2 separate regions of the Homo sapiens genome follow, and region 1 is linked to region 2. The links are chromatin contacts, found by Hi-C or POLR2A ChIA-PET in ENCODE. All regions are on one chromosome and are shown on one strand. The core of a region is the stretch at or near the end of the contact, and the rest is flanking DNA. Distances in the headings are between cores, read along the strand shown. Region 1 overlaps DCAF5 (DDB1 and CUL4 associated factor 5). Region 2 overlaps ACTN1 (actinin alpha 1).

Region 1 (3,695 bases), core at 1,001-3,500, 220 kb after region 2:
TAGAAGCAACCAAGATGTCCTTCAGTATGTAAATGGATAAATCAACTGTAGTACAACCAGACAACAGAAACTTTTTCAGTGATAAAAAGAAACGAAATATCAAGCAGTGAAAAGACGTGGAGAAACCTTAAGTACACATTACCAAATGAAAAAAGCCAATCTGAAAAGGCTACATACTGTATGACTTCAACTCTATGATACTCTGGAAAAGACAAAATCATGGAGACAACAAAAAGATCACTAATTGCCAGGGTTTGGAGGCAGGGGTTGAATATATGGAGCAGAGAAGATTTTTAGGGCAGTAAAAATCCTCTGTATGATACTGTAATGATGGATACATGTCATTACATTTGTCCAAACCCATAGAATATACAATACCAAAAGTGAACTCTAAGGTTCATTTTTTGAACATTGGGACTCTGAGTGTTTATGATGTGTCAGTATATGTTTACCAATTTTAACAAATTTACCACTCTGGTGGAAGATGTTGACAATGAAGGAGGCTATGCAGGTGTGGGAATAAGGGGTACATGGAAAACCTCTGTACCTTTCTCTTAATTTTGCTGTGAACCTGAAACTTCTCTAAAACAAAGTCTTAAAAACAAAACATCATAAGTAAATCCTTCTACCAGTAATAATAATAATATTGGAAGTAAATTTAACAAATCATCAACATTTTGTCAAATCCGATTGGTATCTCTCTACTTCATTTAAATACCCCATATTAAGGAAGTATTGTTACATCTTTTAGGTATTATAATGGCATTATGGTTATGTTAAAAAAGAAAAAAATCCTTATCAATTAGAGGTGCATACTGAAGTGGGTGAAATGGAGTATGTCTGGAATTTCCTTTAAAACTTTCCAGAAAAAAAAGTAGAGGGATAGATGATTAATATGGACAATTGCTATAGATGCATACACTATACTATTCTACTTTTGTGTATGCTTGAACAATTTTTTCTTCTTCTTTTTTTTTTTTTTTGAGAGTCTCACTCTGTCACCCAGGCCGGAGTGCAGTGGCATGATCTCAGCTCACTGCAGCCTCCACCTCCCAGGTTCAACTGATTATCCTGCCTCGGCTCCATGGGTAGCTGGGACTACAGGCAAGCACCACCACACCCAGCTAATTTTTGTATTTTTTTAGAGACAGGATTTCACCATGTTGCCCAGGCTGGTCTCCAACTCCTGACTTCAAGTGATCTGCCCGCCTTGGCCTCCCAAAGTGCTGGGATTACAGGCGTGAGCCTGGCTGAATATTTCCATAATAAAGAGTTTTGGATTATGTTTAATGTTCATGATAGAAAAAGAAAAAAAACAAGACTGCAGGATGGGCTGGGATACTCATGGCTCACTAAGACCTACAGCACAGTCTCTCCTGAATTGAAGCAGCTTAAGTAAAAACAGAATATTGTGCGCCTGTAGTCCCAGCTACTGGGGAGGATGAGGCAGGAGAATCACTTGAACCCTGGAGGCGGAGGTTGCAGTGAGCAGAGATCGTGCCACAGCACTCCAGCCTGGGTAACAGAGCAAGACTCCATCTCAAAACAAACAACAACAAAAAAACCAAAAACAGAATATCTGCCAGGCCCAGTGGCTCATGCCAGCACTTAGGGAGGTCGAGGTGGGAGGATCCGTAATCCCAGTACTTTGAAAGGTCGAGGTGGGAGGATCACTTGAACTCAGGAGTTGGAGACCAGCCTGGGCAACATAGTGAGACTTTGTCTCTACTAAAAGAAAAAAAAAGAAACCAGAATATCTATACCTTTGTGCCCAACTCATAACCATTCTCAGCCTAAGGTCTCCCTCCATTACCCAGACAGAAATAATCTTTAATGTTCATTCTAGGCATTTATAGGATGATTTCATTTTGCCTAGTACTCAGTAATTCAAAATTCATGGCTATTTGTTAAATGCCTTGGGATCGTTTTAAATGATGTGTCCTTAGTAACTAACATGATGATGACAGCCCAATCCATGGGAGATTGGAATCACTGAGGCAAAAATCATCGCTGTGATGGGGCCTGCCTCTTGACTTTGCCCTCAAGGTTAGCATCAGAAGATGTAAGCTAAACACACCCCCTTACTCCACTCAACCCCTCATTCCTTTAGGCAAGGTATTAAGAGCCCTATGCAAAGGCAATCTTCAAGTATGCGTTGGCAGAAAAACAACCAGTACAAATTGAGGCATAATGTAAAACCGTTAGGCTGCTTTTCACCCAGCAGAGGGCGCTAAACAGCTGTGCCCAAGCCTCTGATTCAACAAAGCAAACGAGGGCTGGTGAAGCAAGGGAAAGTCAGTTCAGACGCAAAAGCAGCTCTACAATTGTCTCCCTTAATCTCCTAGTCAGTTCAGAAAGGCAGAGATTTATTGTTTAGTTCCACAGAGAGAGACTGACCTGCAAATAATCCAAGTGAAGAATATTTAGGATCATTTCAGACCATTTAAGCCAGCCCCATGGGCCTGGCAGTTGGATGAGAATGGGGTCAGCCTCAGGAGAGGGACCCTAGCCCCAGCCTCTCTGGGGCACCGGAGGTGGAGCACAGGGACTTCTCGGGAAGGCTAGGCCTTTCTTCTCAGTGCCAGTGCCAGGCAAAGACAAGCAGAGGCCAGGCCTTCTAAGCCTGGTTTCCTCACAAACAATTGCTTACCTTCAACTCATCTGAGAACCCCAAGAAAATACAACTACATACTCTGGTTTTGGTTTTTTGGGTTGGTTTCATTCTGCACTAAAATCACTAATTCATCAAAAAATGTACTATAATCACATTGTGGCAGCAGCTTTGTAGTTACAGAAAACCTTTATACTTAAAGAGTACCCTTTCCCAAAGGGTCCCGAGCTATAAGCAGAAACTAAGCAAGCCCTTACAACACACTATAACAAAGTAATTATTTAACATTCTTCTTATTTTATTGCTCAGAAAAGCTGAGGTAAGGATTTGCTTTGGGTTTCCTCAAAAGCCAGCCAAGCACAGGACTGAGAAAGCAGTCTGAAATTCTGGGTCGAATATTCCTGGAACTTATCATTGTTTGAAGAGCCAAAGAAGAATAATTTAAATGTCCATCAACAGAAGTCTGGTTAAAATTATTGTTTAATAAAATAAGCCAGACATAAAAGGACAAATATTGTATGATTCCACTTACATGAGGAATAGTCAAATCAGAGACAAAGTAGAATGGCAGTGGCCAGGGGCTGGGGGAAAAGAGGAATGGCGAGTCATAGTTTAATGGGTAGTTTCTGTTTTGCAAGATGAAAAATTCTAAAGATGGATGTGGTGATGTATTAATTACATGAATGTAATTAATACCACTGAACAGTAAGTACACTTAAAAATGGTTAAAATGGTAAATCTTATGTTGTATACATTTCACAATAAAAAATATAAGAAAGTTTACTACTTATATATGTACAATGCAGCCTAAATAAATAAAAGCATGAGGCAGCTCTGTCTATACTCACATGGAACAATTTCTAAAATATAACGTATTAGTGACTGTATTAATTGTTCAAAACATTCTTTTAACAAGTAACAATGGGATTAGATACAGAGCTTGGGGTTTCATCTTTGAGAGGCAGCAAAGATGGTGCTATAGAAGGGTACAGGAAGTGCAAGCTCTGGAATAAAAGGACTTGATTCAAATCTTGGTTTCGCCATTCATGTGTCCTGGTTACTCTACTCCTCTACCCTAATTTTT
Region 2 (3,324 bases), core at 347-2,846:
AGAAGTTATTTGAGAAACAGAAAAAGCAAGCTGGGAAGCTGTTCAGAGCTAGTCGTGTTACACGTGTAAATTTTGAGACAACAGTTTTTCAAACTTCAAGAATTAGCTCCCCCTACTCTCTTTTATTCAAAGAAATGGTAATGATACAAAATAAGTCGGCAACCTCTATCAGGTTGGGGAGGAAGATTTGATCTGGGAAATCTACACATCTAGGGGTCTCCAGACAGGGGAATCCCACAGCCTGAGGGGTGCACACAGCTGAGTGAGAAGAAAGCATTAGGACTCCTAGACAGATTTTGTTTTTAATCTAAAAAATAAGGTTTCCTTATATTTACTGCACGGATCAATACTGCTGCCCTCTGTGTGTGAAGCAGCCACGTGTCTATGAGGTTAGGCAGGCAACTGAGGGGGCTCACGGAGCTCCCAGCACAGAAGAAAGACTGCAAACCACACTACCCCCCTGCTAGGTTTGTGCTGTGTCCCCGCCCAAATCTCATCTTGAATTGTAGCTCCCATAATTCCCACGTGTTGTGGGAGAGAGACGGTGGGAGATGATTGAGTCGTGGGCGTGGTTTCCCCCATACTGTTCTCGTGGTAGTGAATAAGTCTCACGAGGTCTGATGGTTTTCTAAGGGGAAACCCCTTTCACTTGGCTCTCATTCTCTGCCTGCTGCCATGTAAGAGGTCCCTTTGCTCTCCCTTGCTCTTCTGCAATGACTGTGAGGCCTCCCCAGCCATGTGGAACTGTGAGTCCATTAAACCTCTTTTTATTTATAAATTACCCAGTCTCGGGTATGTCCTTACCAGCAGCGTGAAAACGGACTAATACACCCTGTGTTTGTGCCTGTGAATTGGAGGTTAAGGTACTCAGTGGACTGTGTTCATGAATGATCTCATTTATTTTCAACACACAAAATGGACTTTAAAATGACATTCAAGGGTTCCTACAAAGACCATAACCACCTAAGCAAAAGCAGACAATTTAAAAATTGGAAAAGCTAATGCTTCTACTTAGCTTAAGCTCTTCGTCAGCTAAATCACAAGAGTAACACAATGATGACTGCAGAGCTGACAAGAAGTCCACCCAAAAGAATCAAAATCATCAAGAAGGCTATTTGAGAAATGGATTTACATCCACTATCATTAACAAGAACCACACCCCAGGTGACTACTATGACCCTCTTTCCAACCACTTCAACCCTAAATACCAAGTACCCATAAACCGAACTTGGAACTCTACATTGCTGCATCACAGAGTGTCACACCTAGATCTCCATCACAAAGCAATTGAATTGAATCCACGTTGTTTTCATTAAGAAATTCCTTTGATTAAAAATGTTTATGATGTCTATGCCATTAAAACAAATATTTAAAAAATAGTATCTCCATCTCATCTTGTAAAAGTTTGTTTCAGTATGTGTGTTTTATCACAGGCACAACAATACACAAATATTATTATGCAAGATAAATACAGGCATAGCAGACATAAAGCTCAAAAACTGCCCGAGTGTGGAATCAAGCGTAGAGATCACCTCTCCAGACCATGGCGGCCCTTGCAGATCTGTGAAATGGCCACTAGAGGGTGCTAGGGGAGCAAAGTGGAGGACGGGGTTAGCGCCCCTCCTGGTCCTTCCTCCCAGCCGCTATTTCCCCACCCTTTCAGATTAACAACCCAAGAGCCAGGTGGGTTTTCCAATATACTTCCCCATGGCAGCCTTGGGCTTTCCCAAAGTGGGGAGTTTCCCTGAGGCCAACATGCCTATGAGAATCAGAATGGCAAACAGTTCTTTTTTCTACATTGACTGGAGGAGAAGGCTGATGCCCAATAAATGAGCAAGAAGCCCAGGACATGGCCCCTGATCAACGTCCGTTGCCCTGGGTATGGGAGTTCTCCAGGCTAAGCCCAGGGAGGGAGACGAGATGGTGATGGCGGGATGGAACAAAGCAGAAACCCACCTTCCACGGAGATGTCCTGGATGGCAAAGCGCAGGATGATGGTCCAGATCATGCCCAGGGTCATCTTCACATTCCCATCCACGATTTCTACAGAAACAGCAGCAGCACACATCAGAAAGGGCCTCAGCGGGGACAGAATTAACACTCCCTCAGCACCCACAGCACTCCATGCCCCACGCTAGGAATCAAAAGACTCCAGAGCTCTACTTCTAGAGGGAAACAGGATTTTTGCTTGTTTTTGAGACAGGGTTTTCGCTCTGTCACCCAAGCTAGCGTGCAGTGGTGCAATCATGGCTCACTGCAGCCTCCAAATCCTGGGCTCAAGCGATCCTCCCATCTCACCTTCCTGGGTAGCTGGGACTACAGATAGGCCACCACACCCGGCTAATTTTTTCATTTTTTGTAGAGACAGGGTCTTACGATATTGCCCAGGCTGGTCTCAAACTCCTGGGTTCAAACGATCCTCCCACCTTAGCCTCCCAAAGTGCTGGAATTACAGGCATGAGCTACCATGCCTGGCCTGGATGTTTCTTAAAGTTAATGCAATAAACTGTGACAGGTGCTGGAAGAGAAGTCTATTTGGGGCACAAAAAAAGGGTGTAATCAATCCTAGTTGGAGACAGTGGGTACATCAGGGAAGGCCACAGAGAAGGGGGCATTTGAAATCCTGATCTGTGTTCCCAGCCTGATGAAGAGGGGAGGATTTCTAAGCAATCACAAATGTTCTGGCAATTCTGTGAGCTGGGGCTCTCTGGGCAATCACAGCTCTCAAAATAGCCACCCACACGTGGAAAAACAGTGGAATCAAGAGAAAGTCACAAACTTAAAGTTTTGTAAATTGCCATCTTGAACTATCCACTGACTCAATCTCACAATGCCATCAGTTTGGGTATTAAAACAGATGTTTTTTTAAAAAATCAAACAATAGCTTCAAGATCACAGCTAAGAGATAACCCAATATATTTAGTCTAAGCAGCACCTTTTAGAGTTTTAGAATCTACAAGTTCTATGAAGTAGATTTTCTCTTTTTTTCTGTACCAGGCCTAATGGCAGGGAATACAACATAAATAAGCCCTATTTTAAGGAGCCCAATACATGGAGCAATCTATGGTCTTGTGGTTGAACAAGTGATACTCAAATGTAGATTCCACACCCACTCATCACCTGCTTCCAGACCAGGAGATAGTAATCCGGCCCATGGTAAGACACGCTCAGTTAAGAGTAAGGTACCCAAAGAATATCTTTTTTTTTCCTACCTGCAACATTAATTTTAGGGGAGACCCAATAGAACCATGAGAAGGATCAATTTCTAGGCAGTTCTGACCCTACTAGGATTTGCATCCCACAAACCCCTGAAACAAGAGTGGA

Evidence for each region. A loop is a pair of places that touch in the nucleus more often than their neighbours do. ChIA-PET counts read pairs that join two places held with the same protein, here RNA polymerase II (POLR2A). Pooled maps may share reads with other maps.
Region 1: a loop to region 2 is called in a pooled map, with 2.9 times the contacts of the local background. The contact joins two enhancer-like sites. A Hi-C loop is called at or near these places in 1 of 168 maps with a recorded cell type or tissue (Caco-2) and 5 of 50 pooled maps. POLR2A ChIA-PET finds 5 or more read pairs at or near these places in 3 of 52 experiments (A673, HEK293T and activated T-cell).

What each region holds. Positions count from the first base shown.
Region 1 is chr14:69,127,226-69,130,920 of GRCh38, forward strand. The region is part of intron 1 of DCAF5 (DDB1 and CUL4 associated factor 5); the gene reads right to left. Among named protein-coding and RNA genes, the nearest start is that of DCAF5, 24 kb to the right of the region's middle. Within about 2 kb of position 2,251, at least 9 of the 41 ENCODE cell types and tissues checked have a DNase peak (open chromatin) inside an H3K27ac peak, as active enhancers do.
Region 2 is chr14:68,910,200-68,913,523 of GRCh38, forward strand. ACTN1 (actinin alpha 1) reads right to left here. Exons shown (of 22, transcript NM_001130004.2): 4 at 1,957-2,043. Among named protein-coding and RNA genes, the nearest start is that of ACTN1, 67 kb to the right of the region's middle. RefSeq lists an enhancer at 1,677-1,796. Within about 2 kb of position 1,597, at least 7 of the 41 ENCODE cell types and tissues checked have a DNase peak (open chromatin) inside an H3K27ac peak, as active enhancers do.